Regions from separate parts of the Homo sapiens genome. Here region 2 is linked to region 1. Evidence: chromatin contacts called from ENCODE Hi-C data. All regions are on one chromosome and are shown on one strand. Each heading gives the region's core, a stretch centred on a gene start or an enhancer-like site at or near the end of the contact. The rest is flanking DNA. Distances are from core to core; before and after follow the strand shown.

The links. A loop is a pair of places that touch in the nucleus more often than their neighbours do. Pooled maps may share reads with other maps.
Region 2: a loop to region 1 is called in a map of naive thymus-derived CD4-positive, alpha-beta T cell, with 3 times the contacts of the local background. The contact joins two enhancer-like sites. A Hi-C loop is called at or near these places in 2 of 168 maps with a recorded cell type or tissue (HCT116 and naive thymus-derived CD4-positive, alpha-beta T cell) and 6 of 50 pooled maps.

What each region holds. Positions count from the first base shown.
Region 1 is chr9:21,917,157-21,924,447 of GRCh38, reverse strand. It overlaps a transcript of MTAP not described here. Among named protein-coding and RNA genes, the nearest start is that of CDKN2A-AS1, 46 kb to the left of the region's middle. Within about 2 kb of position 4,612, at least 4 of the 41 ENCODE cell types and tissues checked have a DNase peak (open chromatin) inside an H3K27ac peak, as active enhancers do; they include HCT116, where a contact is called at or near this core.
Region 2 is chr9:22,235,024-22,242,314 of GRCh38, reverse strand. No RefSeq gene overlaps it. Among named protein-coding and RNA genes, the nearest start is that of DMRTA1, 210 kb to the left of the region's middle. Within about 2 kb of position 3,199, at least 6 of the 41 ENCODE cell types and tissues checked have a DNase peak (open chromatin) inside an H3K27ac peak, as active enhancers do; they include HCT116, where a contact is called at or near this core.

The sequences.
Region 1 (7,291 bases), core at 3,363-5,862:
AAAATTTAAAATTTATGCTTCCACTTTCTGGTCAAGATTCCTGCTCCTGGAGCTTGTATTAAAACCAGGCTGTGATACAGAAAAATATTAGCCTTTTCCTTTTCAGGGTTTTGGGGTCAAACTTTCAGTTCTTGAGGATGCATCCAAAGGGTTTGTACTGTAGTAGGGAGATGTGATTACCCATCTGTGAAGATACAACAAAGGAGAAAAAAAGGAAAAAGAAGGTATCTCCTTTTATTTCCCTATTATCCTTTCCTGAACAGGGCATCCCCCATTCATCCTTAGGGTTCCAGAATGAACCTGTCTTACTGGGTACCCAAACCTGTGTCCCATCTCATCACAATTACCCACTTGAGAACAGAGGAAATACCCAAGTGAACAGGGGTCCCCTATTTATCCTTGGAGTTTCAGAATAAACCGGTCTTACCAGGTACCCCTAAGCTTGCCTTCATCTCTGTTCTAATGGTAATCTGTTCTGTGCCTGTGGCCTGTGACCAGCCTTTATCTCTCTCTGTCCTATGGGTACTTTGTCTCTTGCACCTGCAGCCTTGGGCTGGCCTATATCCTTATCTCCATGATCTTATAGTGACTCTTACTCACAGCATTCTGGCAACAAAATGATTACCTCTTTTTTTTTTATAATCCATTTCCCATGTTCTTTAAGTAGATGAGAAGCTTGTTTTTCAGCCAACTGCTGCAAGAGGCTGCACTTCCCTCCCTTTAAATATGACCTTGAGAGTCCTTAAGCACATTGAGGAGGGTATGGAAGTGATTAGAGGAATGGAGAAAATTTTGTATTAGAGGTTCCCTGTCCTCCTGGGGTAATATCCAGAAGAAATGCTTGAGTAGACAGGACAACCCCTCTGCTATAGGAGAAAGTGGGAGGAAGCATGAGGAATACTGACGGAAAACCTTCATATGCTCACATAAACAGCAGCCCTGGGATTCAAAACAGCAATGTTTATTTGCCCTCTTGACATAAAGAGGAATCTTTGGAGAACTCGGAGCTTGGGATAAGAGCCCACAAATGGCAAAGGAAGAATTTTCTCTCCTCCCAAAGGGGGTGCTAACTCAAAAAAAGCAAGTAGGTGAGATCCTTAAAGAACCACAGAGTGATGTCCTATGCAGCCATAAAAACTGCTTCAAAAGCCACCAAAAACTTGACCCTGGAGCATAACAGGGATGAAAAGTGTATGGTAAGTCATAAGGAGCTGGAAGAACTGGGGTTCTAATTAGTGTCTATCCTGGCAATGAGCCAATGGACATCTGCAAGGGAGCCTGTTTCTCTGCTGCTGTACAAATGCAACAAGAGCCATGGGTGAACGAATAACAGGGAGTGTGTGTTTAACGTAGAGAAGGAAGTTGCGTGGCATACAAAGTGAAAGAAGAGAGACAGACTTGCCCCTGAGGTAGACAGTGTGGTGGGCACACAAGGCCGTTTCAGAACACACACAGAGAAAACAGGAGAATAGGTGGTGTGGGTTTTGGGGAAAAAGACAATTGTATTTGAAAAAGCAGAGGAAATTGCAGACATTGCACAGTGTTAGGCTTTAGCCCTACCACTCTCATGAGCCTCCTGTCTAGGAGGGCCATTAGTATTTCAGGTCTACATGGTGTGGACTCCAAGGTCCTTCCTACCCCTGTAAGCCACCGGTCAGGGTAAGCTGAGAGATCAGCCAGCGGGTGCAGAGCCACTGTGGCTGAGAGTAATAGTTCTGGGAATTGGTTGGAAGGCAGGAGAGTGAAAGGGGAGAAGAAAACTGTGTACAGATCTCCTTCTTCTCCAGCCAAAGAAGGAGAGGCATAGAGATTTCTTACCACTGGGGAACGTATCCAAGCCATGTGGCATCAAAGTATGTTAGCAGCAGTGAATCTGTATGGGTCTGCAAGAACTTGTTTCTTGCCTCTTCAAAGGAAAGAATTTGTCTGAGGGGCATAAGCGAGAGTGAGAGACCAAGGCAAGTTTTTGAGCAGAAGTAAGAGTTTATTAAAAACTCTTAGAGCAGGAATGAAAGAAAGTAAAGTAACTTGGAAGAGGGCCAAGTTGGCAACCTGAGAAATCCAAGTGCCCTGTTTGACCTTTGACTTGGGGTTTTATATGTTGGCATGCTTCTGGAGTTTTGTGTCTCTCCACTCTTGATTTTTCCTTGGGGTGGGCCATCCACATGCACAGTGGCCTGCCAGCACTTGTGAGCGGCCACATGCACAGTGTATTTACTGAAGTTGTGTGCATGCTCACTTGAGGCGTTTTTCCCTTGCCAGTCAAGTGTTCCTAGAGGAACTGGTCATACACCAGTTAAACTCTGCCATTTTGCCTCTTAGTGCATGCTTGAGACTGCTTGCTCAGCTCCTTATTGGGAAGCTGTTGGCCACCGGCTTCAAGTGTTTTCCATATATTGGGAGACTGCCTTTCTCTGGCACTGACTGCAACCAATTATTATTTTAAAAAGACTGCTTAACAACTACCTGACCATCACCTAATGGTTGCCTGACATTACTGGTGGGGGATGGGCTTTTCTTCTGATGTTCATGTCTGCCTAACTACCTACTCCAACACTCCCACCTCAGCCTCCTGAGTAGTTGGGACTGCAGGCTTGTGCCACCATGCCTGGCTAATTGTTATTATTATGTTTATTTTTAATAGAGATGAGGTTTCCCTATGTTGTCCAGGCTGGTCTCAAACTCCTGAGCTCAAGCCATCTGCCCTCTTCAGCCTCACAAAGTGCTAGGATTACAGGTGTGAGCCACTGCTTCTGGCCAGAAGTCTTTAAGAGAGGCATATTTTGATTTATTGAGTCTCTTGTAAGGCTCTGCATGATAATCAAAATCTACATTCCATTGTTCTTGAGGAATTCAGAATTTCTTCTTTTCCAATCCACTTCATAAATGAACAGTTTTGTCTAGGTTAAAACTTTCTTACAATGACCACTGTATTTCTATATTATCTTTGAACTTCAAATTAACAACCTAATGATGCACCTCAGGGAGCTAGAAAAGAGAACAAAACAAAACCAAATTTAGTAGAAAGAAAGAAATAATAAAGATCAGAGCAGAAGTAAATGAAATTGAGAGTAAAAAATACAAAATATCAACAAAAAGGTTTTTTTGAAAAAATAAATTAACAAACCTTTACCTAAACTAAGAACAAAAGAGAAAAGACCCATGTAAATAAAATCAGAAACAAAAAGGGAGAGTTAACAAATGAGACCACAGAAATACAAAGAATCATTAAAAACAATTATGGACAACTTTTTCCAAAAGAAACCACAAGTTTCTTTTGGAAAATCTAAAAGACATTGATAAATTACTGAACACATACAACTTACTAAGATTGAATCATAAAGAAAAAAATAACTTGAACAAACAAGTAATGAGATCAAAGCTGTAATAAAAAGTCTCCCATTAAAGAAAAGCCTAGGACCTGATTGCATCAATGCTTAATTCTGTCAAACTTTTAAAGAAAAAACTCAAACTCTTCCAAAAAAAATGGGAGAAGTGGTAATACTTCCAAACTCTTTCTACAAGGTCAGCATTACCTTGATACCAAAATTGGACAAAGACACAGAAAAAAAGAGTGTTAGGCCAATATTTCTGGTGAACATAGTTGTAAAAATCCTCAACAAAATGCTAGCAAACCAAATTCAACAACACATTAAAAAGATCATTTAGCATGATCAAGTGGGATTTATCCAAGGGATAAATATTTCCAGATTAATACACAATTTCTGGCTTCCAAGGCATGTTTACCACTTAATAATTATTTAATCAAGTTTGACCATATTGTTTGCTCAGAAAGCCTGGATCATGCAGAAAGGTGAAAATATCCATAGAGAATTGTTTCCCAATAGCCCCTTTCGAGTGGGCTATTGGAAGGTAAGTGGATAATGGGTTTGCATAATTGCACTTTTTTGTTGGTAAAATCTGGGAAAATAAAAATTTTACAGTCTTTCCTTAAAGAAAGTCCTCCAAACTAAGTAAGTTTCAGGTCACATAAAACCTGAATTTGCCCATGCTCACAACTGTGCCTGCAATTGTTTATGGTTGAGGGAAAAAAACATGTTAAAAAAGCGTCACGCAGTGGCCAAGGAAAATCTCTTTTCATTGCTCTAATGGAATTACAGCTCTCCCTCCTGCTTATCTTACAGTCTTCTTAGGTGGGCACTGTTTATTTATACTCTCACAGCTCTCTCTGGTCATGGGCTAATTTTTTCTTGATCCTCATTGCTATGTTCAGAATATACTCCCTCCTTTCTAAAAGACACCAGCCACTCCCATTCTGTAATTCAACTCATTTCTCTATGATTTTCGCTCTTGAGCTTAGTCTCCTTATCTATAAATCTACTCTAGTCTAATTCCTTAACCCATTTCCTGTTTGCCCCAAGAATATTCTTGTTCTCTTGTCTCTAATCCTAATGTAATATCATATACATTTCTGTTACATTAGGATTAGAGACAAGTTCTGTTTAGAAATAACTCCATGAAGAATTTTTATATTTTATTTTCACATTGAAAAATCAGTCAGATTTGCTTCAGCCTCAAAGAGTGTGTTTACGTAAAATTCAGTGAGTGCTGGCAGCAAGCCACACTTTTTTTTTCTAAACAGGAAATGGGTTAATATACACGTTGATGAACATTCTCTGGCTTATTTCCTGTAAACCCGCTTCTCTGACTAACTTGTGCTCTTTGACCACCACCACTTTATTACTCCACCTTGACCTCTAAGCTATGATTCTATCACCTTGTCAGTGTATTTCACCCACTTTATGTCATCACTCCACTCCTTACCCAGCTAAAATGCTTATGGTCACATAGTCAATTATCAAAGGATAGTAATCATTCCTTTGCATACACCCTTGAACCTCACAGTGTTTTATACATGGCAAAACCAAAACCCTGGTTAAATCCAACTCTCTTGCTAGTCCACATCTGAACCCAGGGATCCAAAAGTGGTTTACAAATATCTTCTCTTAACCTCACTTCCACCTGCAAATTACCATCTGTTTTTTTGCTCCTTTTATAGAAAAAGAAAAAATGCAAGAGCCTTAAAGCAGAAGTCTAAATTTTTATGAATGAAGTTAAATTATTTTTTCAGAGTATCTTCAAAATAATCTGGTAAGGTAGGGACAGAGGGAGTGGGGAAGTAGATGAACAACATTGGCTATCAGTTAAAAACAATTGAATGTGGGTGATGGGTTTCATTTTTTGTTAATTCATATTTTTATATGCTTGAAATCTTCCCTGATAAAAATTTCAAGTGTCTGTAATTGCTGTCTCCAATTTCCTCTCTTTCAGCTACAAACCCACTAACCAAGATTTTACTTTAAACACTCTGCTGAAACTATTGTTCATCCTAGTCACAATAATATTTATATTGCTAAATTGAATGCTCAATTCTTAGTTCTCACTTTTTCCTATCAATAGTGTTTGATGGACCATCAAACTATGCTTTCCTATGTCACACCTTGGTGATCAATTTGTGCTTCCCTTTCTTCAAGTGGATTCTAGTACAGGTATCATTTTATTAGTCTGTTCTCACGCTGCTAATAAAGACACCCCCAAGACTGGGTAATTTATAAAGGGAAGAGTTAATTGACTCACAGTTCACATGGTTGAAGAGGCCTCACAATCATGGCAGAAGGCAAAGAGGAGCAAAGACACATCTTACCTGGCAGCAGGCAAAGAGGGCATGTGCAGGGGAACTCCCCTTTATAAAACCATCAGATCTTGTGAGATTTATTCACTATCACGAGAACAGCACGAGAAAGACCCACCTCCATGATTCAATTACCTGCCACCAGGTCCCTTCCATGACATGTGGGGATTATTGGGGCTAAAATACAAATGAGATTTGGGCGAGGATGCAGCGAAACCACATCAATCACAATTTTTTTTTAATTTCAATAGTTTTTGGGGGTACAGATGGTTTTTGGTTAAATGGGTAAGTTCTTTAGTGCTAATTTCTGAAATTTTAGTGTGCCTGTCACCCAAGCAGTTTATACTGTACCCAATATTCTCTTATCCCTTAACCCCTCCAAACCTCCCCCATCGAGCCCCCAAAGTCCATTAATCACTCTTTTTTTTTTTTTTTTTTTTTTTTTGAGACGGAGTCTCGTTCTGTCGCCCAGGCTGGAGTGCAGTGGCGGGATCTCTGCTCACTGCAAGCTCCGCCTCCCGGGTTCACGCCATTCTCCTGCCTCAGCCTCCCAAGTAGCTGGGACTACAGGCGCCCGCCACTACGCCCGGCTAATTTTTTGTATTTTTAGTAGAGACGGGGTTTCACCGTTTTAGCCGGGATGGTCTCGATCTCCTGACCTCGTGATCCGCCCGCCTCGGCCTCCCAAAGTGCTGGGATTACAGGCGGAGCCACCGCGCCCGGCCCATTAATCACTCTTATGCCTTTGCATCCTTATAGCTAAGTTCCACTTGTAAGTGAAAACATACAATATTGGGTTTTCCATTCCTGAGTTACTTCACTTACAATAATGACCTCCAGCTCTATCCAAGTTGCCGCAAAAGACATTATTATTGTTCCTTTTTATAGCTCAGTAGTATTCCATGGCATATACATATATACCATATTTTTATTATCAACTCGGTCGATGGGCACTTAGATTGGTTCCATATTCTTGCATTTGCTAATTGTGCTGCTATAAACATACATGTACATGTGTCTTTTTTATATGACTTCTTTTCCTTTGGGTAGATACTCAGTAGTGGGATTACTGGATTGAATGGTAGTTCTACTTTTAGTTCTTTAAGGAATCTGCATATTACTTTCTATAGTGGTGGTACTAATTTACATTCCCACTAGCAATGTAAAGATGTTCCCTTTGCACCACATCCATGCCAACATCTATTGCTTTTTGACTTTTTAATTATGGCCATTCCTGCAGGAGTAAGCTGGTAACTCTTTGTGGTTTAATTTGCATTTCCCTGATGATTAGTGACAAGCATCACAATTTCTTAGTCTTCCTTTTTCCTCACCAGTTGCTCCCTTCTAGTCTCCTTTGCTGATTTCTTCTCTTTTCCTTGACCTACTAACATTGCAGTACCCAGGGTAGGCCTTGCTTTCGTCTCTGCTCTGCATTCCTTAGTGATCTCTTTCAACCTTGTGCCATCTAATGGCTGAAAATGCCTCTGTTATGTGGACCACTCAGAAATTTATATCTTTAGCTGAGACCTCTCTCCAGAATTCAAGACTTTTATGTACAACTGCCTACCTGACATCTCCACTTGGGTATTAAATAGGCTTCTAAAAGTTAACAACTGGACTCTTTGTATTTCCCCTGAG
Region 2 (7,291 bases), core at 1,950-4,449, 320 kb before region 1:
TACAAAAGAAACATTCTCTGAAGATACCTGGCAAATGGGCTCACTGATACTTCTATACCTAGAGTTTCTTAAATAGAAATGCAATCTGCAGATGCCCACCAACTTGAGTTAGAGATATATTTATAGCCCCATTTTCTTAGAGACAAGAGGAGAGTGTAGGGGTTTTCCCTTAGAGTTACACAAAAGTTTTGAAAGCATGTACTATACAAGACATTATAGTAGACAATGAAATATAAGACTGAATAAAACATAATCTCTAAACTTAAGGACCTTCATGTCTACTTGAGGAAATAAAACATATTAATTTTATTAAACATGTATTGTGTTAAGGCAATGATACTGAGTGCTAATAAAATGTGGGCTACTTTGAGAAGCATGGTCTGGTGGGGAGAAATAAATTGACAGTTTAGCATGGTAAGTGTTACAACAGAGTCATACACAGAGTAATATAAGTGTGCAATGAAGATGAGGATGAGGAAGTGGGAGAGACTTAGGCAACCAGTGGGTTGCCTAAGCTAAACCTTAAAGGATAAGTGAGAATTAGAGGTTTGCAGAGTAAAGCAGTTAGGAATTAACTAGATTGTTTTTTTAATGGAGAAAGACAATCCAGAAAGCAGAAGAGGTCCAAAAATGGGAGCTGAATGACATAGCCAAATATCTGAAAGACAGGTTTTGATAAAGGCTACTAAAATGGTATTACAAAGAACTATAAGAGTTCAGAAATAAGAGAAATTACTTCTGACTGGAAGGATCTGGGAAAGGTTAACCAAACAATTCACCAGTTAAATTGAAAAGAATCAAGCTAAATGAACAGCAATTCCAATTTTGAAAAAGCAATATTAATCACATATACAAAACCAATTTTAAAACCATGCTATAATGATTATCAAATAGGTAGTCCTGGAAATTTCAATTACCTGGGAGTTTTACAATTGCCAAGACATTGTGCCAGCCTAATACGGTAAAAGAAGGAGAAATTCAAATCCTCATGAAGCTTGATTAATACTCTGGTGCTTACGAATACCACATTTTAGCACTCCTTAATACCTTCCTTAATAGTTCACTAGTAGGTAAGGCTTAGTCACATGTCAAGAATAAGGTCTATGGAACTGCACATTATTCACTGACAAGAATCTAGAGAACAGACTTCAACTTTTTAGTCGTTCTCAGCCCACAAACTGAGGGCTTGAAAAAATCTTTTCATTGTGCAAAGATATCTGTTGTGAGGGAATTTGTACCAATGGGATTTGAACTATTATAAGTTTGCACAAAAGATATGTTAAAAACCTACACTGAATTGCCTGTTTAAGAAGAAAAATAATTTTTTGAATGGAGAAAAATGAAGATTATTTTAAGAAATCTTTCTTATAAATCAAGATTTGCTGAATTGAAACCGTCAGTAACCAAAAATAATCTGAGGCAAGGGGATTCCCCAGAGGGCTACTAAGCAAAACAAAAGTTTTGTCAAGGGAAATGTGGAGTGTGTTAAAGTGTAGAAATGAGTCATAGGGCCATTGACTTTTTTATTAGAAGGGTTGAGTTTCAGCCATTTGATACTGAATGCCCTGCATGAACCAGGCACCTTGCTAGACATTGGAAATAATGCAGATATGTCCCTATTCTCATTGAGTATACATTTCTAGTGAGGACACAGACAATAAATGAACAAATAAAATCACAAACACATGTTTAGAAATTATAATAGGAAGGAGGAGTATAAGGAGAGAGAATAAAGGAAGAGACCAAATTTAGATTAGGGTCAGAAATAATCTCTCTGATAAAGCAATATTTATGCTGATGCCAAAGGATGAATAGGAAGGAATTAGCCAGATGAAGAATAAAACATGGAGTCCAAAAAGAAGAAAACTTATGTCTAGTGTCAAAAGGTAGCAAAGAGCTCAGTGAGTTCAAAAAGAGTTTTTTAAATGAATGGGTAGGAATATAATGAGCAAGGCAACAGTGACCTAAGATAAATCTAAAGAAGTGAGTAGACTAGAGTGGCTCTTTGAGACTGAATTAAAATGTTTGAACTTTGTTACATGCAGTGAGGATCTTAGAAATCACCTTGTCTAAATTTACATTAAATGAAAAATATAGATATCAACAGCTCCCATGTCAACAAGCTGAACATGTCACTTCTTGAACCCATGATTATCAGGGAATTTACTGCTAAAATAGCCAGTTTTGATGCTGCTTATCATAACTATCAGAAACTCTGCCTAACAAGTTATTTTGTGTGATTTACCTTGATCTTATAGAACAGGTTTGTATGAAAGATCCAGGGCAAGTCAGTAGATCAGAATTACAAAGCTGTGAGATGTGGTTTGCTCCAAAGACTCAGATGAAGATGGATCAGAGTGGCATTTGCAGGGCTCTGGGTGAGGCAGTGAACACTTTTGCCCAGAAGACCACTACAGCAAGGGCCATGTCGAAGGCATGGGGTGAAGTGAGGGGAGTAGACAAGGGGTTTTAAAAATTTTTTAGTGTCTTCCAGATACTAGACACTATGTGAGTTGTCTTCAGGTTTCATATCATCATCACAACCACCTTATGAACTAAGTATAATCACCTTCATTTACAAATGAGGAAAGGAAAACTCAGATTATTAGGCCCTCGTCTCTGAGGACAGAACTGAAGTCTTTCACCACCAGCATTTGAAAAAGACCTGCCCTCTTTCCACCGATGAAGATGCTACCCAATAAAATTCAAGCCCAAACAGAATAAAGAGGTCAAAAGTTCCCTTTCACGTAAACCTTTGTCTTATCTTAGTATGACCCTCAAAATATCCACCCAAAGCAGGCTATCAATATCTGTTAATTAGTTGATGAAATGACATGATTGTGGCCATTCTGTAGTCTTTAAAAGGAGATCTATTTGTGTCAATAAACAACGAGCTCATTAAAAACTACCCATAAAACAATTAGGCCAAGGGAATTTTGTCTGATAACAGTGAAAGAAGGAAGTGAGGATTTAGCTGCAGATTCTGGAATGAGCCTGTTTATCCTCCAGGACCACAGCAGTTTTGTCTTCAGGCTTAAGATAAATCACTGTAAGTGTGAAGGTGTTCAGAAAAATAGGTTCTGCCATTGCTACTATGTCCTGAAGTTTCTTCCAGTTTGCCTTTGAAGAACACAGCCACTAAACCGCCGCTAGATGTCCTCAAAGTAAAAAAAAAAAAAAAAAAAAAATTATGGCAGAAAAGTACTTCGGCACTTTTAGGAACTACATTGACTTATTTGTCTAGATTATTTGACTCCTGAGCTCTAAGTGAGATAGAGGGATTTGGTAGTTAAACACGAACATCCGACCTCTGTAAATGAAATAGAGTTCTGTAAAGGAAAGGGCATTTTAGTAACTTCTCATTTTCATTTTAATTAGGATTTGTATTACTCTCCTTCAGGAAAGCAGGCCAAAGAGACTGAAGGAGCAATGGAAACATTATCCTCACCAACACTGACCAGTCACCTGAAGAGCACTGTGAGTGAATAACCCGTGGGGCCAGCTACTTAGCAATTTCAAATGCACAAAACCTGTGCTCTGGCCTATCTTTTAACATCAAAACAGCTGAAAAAAAAATTGAATAGTTGGATTGCGATTTCCTGAAATAGAAGCTGCAATACCTTTGGTTTTTTAGTTATGATATTAGCTAGTGAAAAAGCACAACTTAGCAAAGTATGTTCCCCAGTTAGTCTTTTAAATAAACTCAGACTTCCGTAGTCCCCATTGGTCTCTACAGGCTCAGAGGCCCATTTCCTCCTCGCCCCTTACCTTCCTTTTAGTCTCTTTTTCTTTTCCAGTCCTTTTCCCATCTTTGGTTCTTCTGTCTCTCCTCTTCATTTATTCCACTCTTTTAACAGTATCTTAGTTCACCATTTTTATACACAAAAAATCAACTTCTTGATAACAATTTTTAACATATTCAACTGAAATAATAAGCACTTGCCATGGTTTTCAAGAGTCAGGAAAAGGAAACAAAAAGAGGGGGGAAAAGAAGAATAAAGAAAGAAGAGGAATGAGAAAAAGAGAAAAAGATTAGAAAACAAGTTGTTCTATCTGTACTTGTTCGAAACTTGAGAAGAAAAATTAAGTTACAGAGAGATGGGGGTTGTGGGGGTAAGAGCTGTAGAAAGCTGTTTTCCTTCATTTTCTCTGCCTCCTGGAGCACTGGCCTCCTATATCATGTGTTAGGAATTTCTAATCTTACCACAGCCAGATGACTCATGCCCACTGACTGAGTCTTTAGACTTCTACAAAACACCTGAAAAGATAAATTTTAATTGAGAAAACAACCTCTCACTCCAGGGTATGCTTTCAAGATAGGTAGGGGGATTTTCAGCATTTATTTCCATTTTGTTCACTGAAGACTCATAGGGCTTAATCTTAATTTCAGACATAGTTGTGTCTGACAGCCAGAGACTATTTTCAGATCAAGGGATAAACTGGCATGGACTAAGACTTGCTTCTGCCTAGGAATAAAGACTGAAATGAGTCAAAGTTGTCCTGATTTGGGACACAAAGCATGAGGTTAATGTGGGGGGATACCTTGTCTCCTTGCGGGAGCTAGCTCATCAAACTACCCCTCCCCTCACTCACTTCACTAACTGATGTGGTTAACTATCACATCAAAGGGCAACTATCACATCAAAGGGCAACTCCAGGTTGCCCTTTGGGGATGTGTTGTTTATCTCCCTCAAGACCAAAGTGACTTTCTAACCAAACTCTCTGAGTGCAAGTCACTAAAAAAAAAGAAATGTGGGGTCCACAACATCTAATTCAAAGTGTGTTAACTAAACCCATAGTAATAATCATATAACAGCGTGCCTCTTCGTTTTTGTGTAAAAAACAAATAGCGAAAAAGAATCAAGGAAGTATTTTCTGAATGTATACATGGAAGCCTGGACATAGAAGTAAACCATACATACAAACAAGTAACCACCTATCCAACTTTCCCTTCCAAGGTAAAAACTAACATTAAGGGAGCACTTAGAATATCACTGAACCTGTGCTAAGAGGATCTATAAGCATTAGTTCTAAAACTCTAAACAGCTGTAAAAGGTGTAGACAATTATTTATATCTACGATCAGAAAAACTAATGCTTAGAGAAGTTTGAACTTTCTTTGAAGTGAATAGCGATTTCTTCTGACATAACTTGAACGAGGCCCTGTGCATGCCTGAGAGCCTGAGAGACCTGGGAATTAGGAAAAAACTGAACCTGAAATTAAGATGGGAAATTAGGCCTTTTATTATTTCTTGGATCTTCAGAAACTGAAATTCCCAATATGTCTCAGTGTATAGAGACAGGAAACACTCTGTGATCATCCCTGCTTTTGTCTCTTTCTTTCTTTTAGAAGATTATCCATATTCTGTTCCAGTAAACTCCATTTCCCATGGAATGAAGTCTTCCCAAAGCATCCATTAGCACAGAGCTAGTGGGCAGAGCTTCAAGGTTTGACAAAGAATGGTCAAGTCTGAAGTCTGAACTCCTTCTCTTCTGCAAGACTAACTTGCCACTGCTGGTTCCCCTTATTCTGCTGCCATAGAGACCAATTTTTAAGAGAGAAAGGCTGAAATGTTTAAGAGTAGAAAGGCTGAAACTTTTAAAAATTGGAGTGCTCTTGTATGAATGGAGGAGAGCAATGATGAAGTGCCAATAGAATGAAGGAAAATTGATTCCCAGAGCCAACTCCCTTTCAAAAGTAGCTTGTCTGTAGCACTATATCCCATTGCTGAGATTGTCCCTGAGATTATTTATTTCAGTGTTACCTAAAGTGTAGTCCAAGGACCTACCAATCACAAATTGTTAATTAGCAGTCAGCAATGAGATAAGAACCAAAATTGACTGTGTGTAGAAACTTTAATATTGCCACATCATCCAAGCAAAAGATTTCATATGTTCAAAAATATCTGTGTGCCTGTATTAGAAAGTAAAACAATTAGGCCTTCATGACCAACAGTTTATAAAGCACTAGTTTACTACATTAGGGTCTTGATAGCTGTCTCTAGGTTTCCCTTATAAGTATTAAGAATTAGTCGACAAAATTCAAGTTTATTGTCTTCCTTCCCAAATAGAACCAGTCCCAATAGAACAAATAGTCCCAGGGTGGGACTTTGTTTTGTTCACTGTTCCATCTCCACTTCCTAGAATCATGCTTAATGCTTAAAGAGTATTTGTTGAATGACTGAAATATACTCATCCACCTCAGTGGGAAATGCCCAAGTGTTGTCAGAAGTTTCCCTGGACCACTTTGAAAACTCAGAGACTACAAGACTCCAGTGGTGGCCCATCCTCTGCCACGAGCCTGTGTACTTACCTTACTGCCATCTACAGCCTCCTTACCCAGCCCAGTCCTGCATCTCCCCAGGAGGACAGGCAGGAATTATCTCTACTTATTTTTCCAGATAAGCTTCAAAATAATTTGGGCACATCTCCTAAAAGAGGTCCATTGAGATTTTGATTGACATTACTTTAAATAAATATATCATCTTTCCTTTGAAAAGAAACATATCCTAATAACACAGAGTAATCTCAATCATGAGCATGATATGTCTGTATTTCTTGTATTCATTTATTTATAACTCACAGTAAAATTTTATAGTTTTTCATATAGTTTCCATACATGTATTGTTAAGCTAATTTCTGGGCTGCTTTATTTTCACAGTTGCTATTGTGTTTGGGGATCTTTCCATGCCCTTTTCTTTTCTTTTTTTTTCTTTTCAACTTTTATTTTATGTCCCAAGGTACACATGCAGGATGTGTAGGTTTGTTACATAGGAAAACGTGTATCATCATGGTTTGCTGCACAGATCAACCCATGACCTAGGTATTAAGCCCAGCTTCCATTAGCTATTCTTCTATCCCACCCTCCATCCTCCAAAAGACCCCAATGTGTGTTGTTCTCCCCTACGTGTCCATGTGTTCTCATCAATCAACTCCCAGTTATAAGTGAGAACATGCAGTGTTCAATTTTTGGTTCCTGTGTTAGTTTGCTGAGGATAATGGCTTCCAGTACCATCCATGTCCCTGCCAAGGACATGATCTCATTCCTTTTTATGGCTGCAGAGTATTCCATGGTATATATGTACCACATTTTATCAAGCCTATAATTGATGGGCATTTGGGTTGATTTCACATCTTTGCTATTGTGAATAGTGCTGCAATGAACATACTCTTGCATGTATCTTTATAATAGAATGATTTATATTCCTTTGGGTATCTACCCAGTAATGGGGATTGCTGAGTTTAATGGTATTCGGTCAATAGTCTATGTGTCTATTCCATTGGTCTATGTG